Regions from separate parts of the Mus musculus genome. Here region 2 is linked to region 1. Evidence: chromatin loops called from intact Hi-C (ENCODE). Cell type or tissue: gastrocnemius. All regions are shown on one strand. Links, peaks and the distances in the headings refer to the core of each region. The heading gives the core; the rest is flanking DNA. Region 1 holds the start of Mir193a (microRNA 193a). Region 2 has its middle 3.9 kb from the start of Gm24454.

The links. Hi-C counts contacts between places; a loop is a spot of excess contacts. Peaks named below come from ENCODE experiments on the same cell type or tissue, not always from the same donor. Only the 100,000 strongest peaks of a DNase experiment are listed, where the experiment ranks them.
Region 2: a loop joins it to region 1, with 2.9 times the contacts of the local background. A loop is called at or near these places in 1 of 42 quality-filtered maps.

The regions. Positions count from the first base shown.
Region 1 is chr11:79,708,275-79,712,658 of GRCm38, forward strand. It overlaps Mir193a (microRNA 193a), which reads left to right and starts at 3,695; the gene lies at 3,695-3,760. In gastrocnemius, for the core only: a CTCF peak has its summit at 2,697 (motif pointing right); DNase peaks (open chromatin) are centred at 2,731, 2,953, 3,610 and 3,841; H3K4me3 peaks cover 1,896 bases; H3K27ac peaks cover 2,260 bases.
Region 2 is chr11:79,887,607-79,891,990 of GRCm38, forward strand. No RefSeq gene overlaps it. Among named protein-coding and RNA genes, the nearest start is that of Gm24454, 3.9 kb to the right of the region's middle. In gastrocnemius, for the core only: a CTCF peak has its summit at 2,117 (motif pointing left); no DNase peak of the experiment used is centred there; H3K27ac peaks cover 1,753 bases.

The sequences.
Region 1 (4,384 bases), core at 309-4,308:
CCCAACAGGAAAACTAGGTAGTAGTTTCCCCAAATCACCAGAATCAGCCACACTATCCAAAGAGGAGATGCCAACGCACTGTCAAAGGCTGCATTCCCCAGAGGCCCAGACACAGGTTCTTCTTGTCCTATGCTTGGGAAGAGTGGGGGCTGGTGTGGATTGGGCAAAGCCTCCCTCCCCTGTCCCCCCCACCCCCAAATCACTGAATGTGAGCTAGATTTAGACCAGGTAGCTCTGATAGAGGATAGTCTTGTGCATAGTTGCATAGTTGTATACCCTTCCTAAAAAGTAATAGGTCACAATGACTGACACACCACACACACACACACACACATGCACACGCACGTGCGTGCACATACACACAGGGGCTGGGGGAGGAGGCTTAATAAAGACGTCAATCAAACCAGACCTACAGGAGACCTAGTGGCACAGGCTTGAAATTCCAGTTACTCAGGAAGCTGAAGCAGGAAGATTAAATGTTCACGACTACCTGAGCTACAGAAAGATACTCAAAGCCAGCCTACGGAATTTACTTAGACCCTTGTCTCAAAAAAATGTTTTAAGGGTCGAAGATACAGCTCAGTGCTAGAGTACTTGCCTACCCAGAGTGAGACCCTTGGTTCCATTCCCAATGCCATTAAAATAAGTAAATAAATAAATCTATCCTAAATGGCAGAGCAAAAAAAGAGGCTTGTAGAACTCTGGCCAAAGGCTTGGCCCTCAACCAAGGACGTTGGGACCTTCCAAACACTTACTCTGCCCACAGAAAGTCATTCAGAGACTCCTGTGCCCAGGTCAACAGTGACATTGTATAGACAAAGGTCATCAAAATCAAGTAGCAGTCAGTGCTAATGTCCTTCCCCTTTCCGCAGCTGGGTCCGGGCAAGCTGGGAGAAGTCACAGAGGGGAATACCTCTCACCTTGCCAATGTGGGAACTGAAGCCCACGGGGAGGGAATCACCTGTGGACGTCTTCGTGGGCGGTGGGGAGTGAAGAAGGTTCCACCCGTAGACAAACCTAGTGATCCTAGGGACGTTTCCTGCAGTAAACGGCCCCTCCCTGGTGTTCCTCCCTCATAAAATTATCTGGGCTAAGAGAAGACATCAAGGTAAACTGCTATATATGAGGGGTGTGTGAACCCCATGCTGCCCATGGCTATAGGTTCTTTGTAACTCTTTGTTCTCTCTGAACACCAGGTGACAGCAATACTTAAAACAATTAGATTTTAAACTGTTAGCTGCTGTTTTTTTTACTAACACTCTAAAGTGTTTTTTTTTTGTTTTTTTGTTTTTTTGTTTTTAATAACCTATCAAGGTTTGGGAAATGCTCCTTCCTATCTGTAGCCCACATTAGCATTTGCCTTGGGATGTGCTGGGGCATCAGGAGCCCTTGCAAGATGGAGCCAATAGACTGTGACAACCTTTCAGGAATCCTTCCTTTCGCTGGGTCCCTTTCTGGCCCTGGAGGCAGGACCAGTCCCACTGTCTGGCTTGACCAGTGCCTGTGCTCATCTTCCCTACAGGGCCACCCCAAGAAGCAAGGGATTCTGTCTGTTTATGGACTAGCTAGTGACGGAGAGGAGGCATTTGTCATGTAAGGAGAAGGCCAGAGCCCTAGTAACCGTCCTTCTCTAGTGTAATGTGGCCTTGCAACCTGCCTGTGGCTACCCCAAATTTGCAGAATTTCCTTTCTTGACCACCTTTGATTCCATTGATGGGATTAGCCCCCCTCCCCCAGCCATGTCCTTTGATGTGGGCAGGGGATAGCAGGAGGAGGTGCCAAGTAGCAAATCTTAACCTCTGGAGGGTTTCTCCGGATTCGGTGTCTGGGTAAACCCATTACATCCCTGTTCTTTTATCCCTCCAGGACACTGGCTCCTCTAGGCTCCTGAATCTCACAGATCCAAAGGGTCTGTCAGACATCAATAAAAGGCAGCATCACGGGCCACGCCAGGGTATCCTCACCAGGGCATCCTCCTTTCTGCCCCGGGCTCTGAAATAGTAGGGATTACAGAAGCCTGAAGCCTGCACCCATCTCCTTTAAGGGCATGGAGCCTTCTGCCCTCAAGCTTTTTCAGAGCTGTTGTCTTTTGAGCACCTGCCTCAGCGCATCTGTCTGTCCTAATCGGGGAATCTGAGTGTCACAAGCGCTCAGCCCCGCCACAGGATTTAAAGCGTGCATTGGATAGTGGGGCCAGGAAAGAGGAGATAGGAACGTAGCCAATGTCACGGTATTTTAAGTAAATGATTGCAAGATTCCACCTGAAGATAGTTAGGGAACTCAGTCTCGGTGGTTATTTGGGCTTCTCTAGGGCCCCTGGAATCAATCTTCCGCTGATTTATTTTGGTAGAAGCCTAAGGATGGTACACATCCAATTAACCCTTTGTACGCCGGCAGAGAGGTAAGAGAGAAACCGGTAGCGGGTTAGGCTTTCACCTCTACAGTTTTCGGTTACTCCCATCTGTATCGCAGCATCTCAGTCCCACCCTTAAAGGAACCCAGGTTTTCAAGAGGTTCTCTCCCTGGGAACTACACTGGGTACTTTAAATATATCATCTATTGGGGTTGCCAAGAAGCCCTCAATGGCAGGTCTGACCTAGGTTGCGGGTAGGGTGATCGAGGCCCGCTGCAGGGTGCTGCAGGGCGCTGCTCCGCGACAGTCGCGCGGCCCGAGAGCAGGGTGGCCGGCAGGGGGCTCCCGGCGCCGGTCTTCACGGGAGAAAGCCCCGGCAGCGGATCGGACCGGTCAGAGGAGGAAAGGGGAAAATTACTGAGGCTCGGGGGGCAGGAAGGGCTGCGTGACTGGGTGGAAGGCACTTGAGACTGTCTAGTCGGGTGGCTCAGATCCTCTGCCCCGGGCGATTCTGGAGAGGGACACCCCAACCCACTCCAGGGTCTTTCCGCCCAGATTGTGAGCGTGAGCCGGCGTCTCGGCCGGGGGCGGCGCCGGTGAGGGGCGGGCGGAGGGCGGACCGGGGCGGAGCGCGGTCCGCTGGGCTCGAGGAGGCTGCGCTGGGCGGGCGCTGGCCGTGTGGGTCCTCCGGGAGCCGCGGGGCGCGCAGCCTTCCTGATGTGTCACCAGCACGTGGAGCCAGATAGCGCCGAGAGAGCAAGCGAGAGGAGCCCCGCAACTTTCCGGGGACCCCGCAGCAGCGCACATGTCTTCCGGGGCGCGGCGGGGGCCCTGCGGCGATCCCTAGGTCCCGGAGCAGGTCTCGAGAGGCCGGGGACCCTCGGCCGGGAGCGCACGAAGCTGCGGGAACATTGGGGTACGTGGCGCGGGCTGCGGCCGCGGTGCGGGAGGAAGCAGCCTGCGTCGCCGCGGCTCGGTCCCGCCTCGCCGAGCTGAGCGCAGGTAACCGGGCAGCGCACCGCTGGGCCTCGCGGGCACGGAGTGTGGGCGCTGGGAAGTTTCTCGGCGTGCAGCCCTTGCGCTCGGGTGGATATGAGGCGGGGGGCGTCCGGGGGCGCTCACTCCCGGCGTCTCCAAGACTGCCCTCTCGGTCAGGGTGCGCTGCGCGTCGTGTAAACCTTCGAGGGCTGGTTTTGGAGCCCTCGGGGCCGAGGCCGGGAGGGGCAGGTGGCTTCTTTGAGAAACTGTCCTCGAGCCAAGAGCGGGCGGCGGGACTCATGCCCTGGGCAGCCCGTCGTCGGGGGACGCACGGCATCCGGAACTCCAAGACGGACGGGAGCTGAGAGCTGGGTCTTTGCGGGCAAGATGAGAGTGTCAGTTCAACTGGCCTACAAAGTCCCAGTCCTCGGTCCCCAGGACCGGCATTTTCTTCACTCTCCTCGCCGCCCGCAGCCCGCCCCTTCTTGGTCCTCGTGCGCTCCGGCTGGGCCCCCCCCTCCCATGTCCATCGGGATAGAAGCGACTGGAAAGGCGTGCGCCGCGGGATGTCTGTGCGGTTTTGGGGGGAATCTCTTGCTTCGGCAGAGAAACCGCAACGTGCTTGAATGTCCTGGGGTGGGGGAGAAAGGACGTTTTTCTTCTGTACCGGCCTGCCTTGCTGTATGGCGCCAACCTTGAGTTTGGGGGTGGGGAAGCTAGAGCCTGGTTTCTGGACTTACTCCTGGGGAGGTGGCCTCGATGCGGAGCCCAACTCCAGGTCCTAAGTGGAGTCTGTGGACACTTCTCTAACCAGTCTTTTGCCCTCTTTAATAACCCATTACTGACCCCCATCAAGTTTTATGCTGAAAAAGCCCCCCCCCCCAGTTCTATTGCTCTTAAAACTTTGCTTACCACCCCCACCCCCACACAAAATTCCATACAAAGCCCTGAAATCTCGAGTTCCTGACCTTGGTCCCTTTTGTCATTTTGTGTTGTGTGACTGTTCTAGGAGCACTTAGCAGACTTGAACTCCGTGTATGAAGGGCAAGCTGA
Region 2 (4,384 bases), core at 319-4,318, 180 kb after region 1:
AAACAGTGTATTGCCATTTTGGATATGAAGTCGGATAGCCAAAACACATTAGTATTTTATTAGCAACCCCTAAAAGCTCCTGCAGTGGCTGGAGTCACAGCTCCAGAGGACGCTAGTTTCATATATTTATTTTATGTGTTCAGTGTGTGATTTGCACTAGCTGGCATGGCAGGACACTCAGCACTAACGCATTTTTACTGCATTACTGTGACTTCCCACATGATTCGGACTTTATCGACTGCTTGTACAAGGTCTAGACAGCAGCCACGGGGCTCCCAGGGGCCCCTCTGCTTTCCCTGTGTATCTGCCCATCTCTGCTATTGAAAGGCTTCTTGCCTTGATGTGGCCTCTTCCATATCCAATCTTCCCTCTCTTCTCAGAGTTTCTTTCTTCTATGGCTCCCCAGAGTCCTTCTGTCCATCTTTCTTCCTTCTTTCCTTCCTTCCTTCCTTCCCTCCCTCCCTCCTTCCTTTCACTCAAGCAGAGTCTCATCTATAGACCAGGCTGACATCAAACTCTTCCCATCCTCCTGCCTCGGCCTCCCAAGTGCTGGGATTCTATCCCTACCATTGTGGTACTTCTTAAAACATTTTTATACTCAGTTAAGAAATCTTCAAATGTATAGTGTGTAAGTAAAATCCCATGAAAACACAGTTCTTAGAATAACATTTATGCTGTGTATTAAAGTCAAAAGTGATAGTCTGTTAGATATTGTTAGATATAAAATTCTAACACTGTTTGGGACATAGCTCAGTTGATAGAGTGCTTGCCCTAGCAGGCATGGAGCCCTGGGCTCAATCCCAAATGCTGCATGAAGAAGTCATGTGTGCCTGTAATCCCAGAACTCCCCAAATTAAAGTGGGAACTGAGTTCAAGGTCAACCTGAAATATCTGAAACCCTGTCAAAAGAAAAAACGGAAGGAAAGAAGGAGAGAGAAACAAGGAAGGAAAGAAGAAGAGAGAAACTTACTAACTTTTTTTTTTTTTGAAATAGTGTTTCTCTGTATAGCCCTGGCTGTCCTGGAACTCACTTTGTGGACCAGGCTGGCCTCAAACTCAGAAATGCACCTGCCTCTGCCTCCCAAGTGCTGGGATTAAAGGCATGCGCCACCACGGCCAGTGGTACTAACTTCTTAAAGATAACTTTAAAACTTAGAAATGCAGAGCATCTCACTGGCAGCCACTGGGGCCTCTGGGAAGCAGAGGCCAAGCAGGCATCAGTAGTGGAAGATCTATTGAGGACAGTGATGTCAAAAACAAAGGAGGGGGGAGTGCAGGGAAGTGGCCGCGCACATGGTTAGTCCCAGAACTTGGGAGGCTGATGCAGAGGGGATCTCTATATGTTTAAGGCCAGCCTGATCTACAGAATGAGTTCCAGGACAACTGGGGCTGCCCAGTGAAACTCTGTCTTGAAAAAAATGGAAAAGGAAAAAAAGGGGGAGGTGCAAAGTGGGACCCAGGAGAGAAAGCACACTAGATCTGATCCTGTGGAAGGAAAGGGGTGGGGTTGGGGGAGCAGGGTCAGGGCTGAGATAAGATGCAGAGCTCCCACAGCCTTGGTCAACTAGAGGCTGCTAAGATGCTTCATCCAGAGGCTCTCATCCTGGAAGGAGGGCCGAGCACCACTCTTCTATGGCTCCACGTTGCTCCCACCACCTCCTGCCCATTTGTGGTATTGTAGGCTTTGACCTCCATGTTACAATCACCTCCATCTCCAATCGGTCCAACCTTTATAAGTCCTAAGTTTACTAAATGCTATTCTATTCTTCACCTGGATCGATCACCATGCCCTGAACTCAAGGGAAATGCAATTAAACATTTCATAATTAACTGACAGTCAGTACACTCATACTGTACATACATTGTGACATACAGTACAATAACTTTTTCTTTCTGTTTTTCTTTATATTCCAAAATTTAGATGATATAATAATAATATTTTATTTTTAATTAGAAAATTATGTAATGGATATTTTAAATCAGCTTTTATAGGCTGGAGAGATGGCTCCGTGGTTAAAGAGTACTTTCTGCTCTTCCAGAGAACGGGAATTCAGCATCTACCCTACTTGGCCAGCTCATAACTGCCTATAATTCCAGCTCCTGGGAGTCTGATGCCCTCTTCTGGCTTCCTCAGGCTCCCACATGCTCACAGCATACACACCCAGAGATATACCCATATACATAGGCATACACACTGTCCATGACCCGTCCAAGATAAAGTGGAAGGTTTCTGTTGTATATATGAGGGAGTGTGGAGCCAAAGGGATCTGAGGAGTCCAGAGCAGGGAAAGAAACACAATAGAAAAACATGGCCAGCAGACTGGGTATGGCCATGGGGAGTGGCGGTGTGTGTGAGAGAGAGAAAGACAAAGCGTGTGGACAAAGGAGACTGTACTGGCTGATCTTGTGTGACAACTTGACACAAGCTGGAGTTATCACAGAGAAGGGGGCCTCCCTTGAGGAAAGGTCTCCATGAGCTCCAGCTGTAAGGCATTTTCTCAATTAGTGATCAAGGGGGGAGGGGCCAGGCTATTGTGGGCAGTGCCATCCCTGGGCTGGAAGTCCTGGGTTCTATAAGAAAGCAAGCTGAGTAAGCCAGGCGAAGTAAGTCAGTAAGCAGCATCCCTCCATGGCCTCTGCATCAGCTCCTGCCTCCAAGTTCCTGCCCTGTGTGAGTTCCAGTCCTGACTTCCTTTAGTGACAAACAGCAGTGTGGAAGTGTGTCTTGTGTCTCTCTCCCAGAAGAGGAAGCCAAGGCAGAAGGAGAGAGGAGGCCTAGGCACCAGGCAGTGGTCCTGGGATCCAGCTCAGGTCCGGGTCAACCTGATCTAAAGCCAGTAATAGCATTACTGTATTTCTTATTCGGAAGCTTCCTTCCCAACCTGCTTCTTGGTCATGATGTTTTGTGCAGGAGTAGAAACTTTGACAGAGGAAGACCAAGAGAGTGTGTAAGAGAGAACTGAGAGGAAGACAAAAAAAAGAGCACAGGATCAAAATAGCGAGAATGGAAAAAGAACAAGAAGCTGGGGAGGGGAGGCCGTGAGCTGGAGAAGTCTGAGGTAAAGGGCAGGGTGAGAAGAGCCAGGATGGACTCAGAAATGTGCAGCAGGTTCTGGTGATACCAAGGAAGCCTGGATGCCAGCATGTGCTTTGATGTGCTAATGGGCACCACAGATACCATTTGCCCCTTGTGCCAGGAAACTGGCTCCCTTGGTAGTTCCTGAGGCATACTGGCGTTTGTCTAACCACCAGGATTTGAGGAAGGGAACTGTACTTTGGACCTGACTCACATAAATAAAAATAAATTTTCAATCTTTCATTCTCTCTCTCTCTCTTTCTCTTGCTCTCTCACTCTATGTATAGTCATATGTTTGAATAACAAAAAATTACTCAATTTGCTGACTCAACAAATTGCTTCCAAATAAGAAATACAGTAATGCTATTACTAGCTTTAGATCAGGTTGACCTGGGCCTGAGCTGGATCCCAGGACCACTGCCTGGAGCCTGGGCCTCCTCTCTCCTTCTGCCTTGGCTTCCTCTTCTGGGAGAGAGACACAAGGCCTTGCAGCTTAGCACTGTTTCCTTAGCGTGAAGCAGTTACAGACTTCTGATGTAGCCACATACAACGTTAAGACAAAAAGAATAGGCTGTGGGTTTTATTGCAGAACTTAATTTTCTCATCAGTGGTCACTTTCTGGACTAAGATCGATCGCACAGCCCAGGGATGCCTCAGCCAAAAGAGGATGTTGTGAATCCTCTTTAGACTTAAGCTTCCGAGGGCAGGGACTGGAGCATTAGACCTTTAGTTCCTAACATGTGTCAGTCAGAGGCATGCAGGACTTTCTTCAAACTGCATTAAAGACACTGTGAGCAAGAGCGAGCTTGGTATTGACTCAGAGTAGAGCACAGAAGGTTTGCCGGAGTTTTCCTTTCCTGTGAGCTTCCAAGCCCTCTGTCCTAGCGTGGTGCTTTCTGTTATTGGGATAAAACGCTGACCAAAGGCAGCTTGGGGAGGGAAGGGTTTATGTCAGCTCACAGCTCAGCTCACAGTTCATCATGAAGGGAACTCAAGGCAGGAACAGTAGCAGAGGCTACGGAGGGAGCTGCTCCTGGCTCATTCCCTCCCCACCCCACCCCACCCCTGCCCACAGCTTTGCTCAGCCTGCTTTCCTACATAGCCCAGGACCTCCTGCCCAGAGCTGAGCTGGGCCTTCCTGCATCAGTCAGCAAAAAAGCAGCCGTTCCCACAGGCCAGTCTGATGGAGGCATTTTTCTCTCCCGAGGTTTCCTCTTTCCAAATGTCCCTAGCTTGTGTCAAGTTGACAGCCTCATGTTACTTTTTCCCATACTGCCTTCTGCCTAAGTGGCTAATCGTTATAATCTC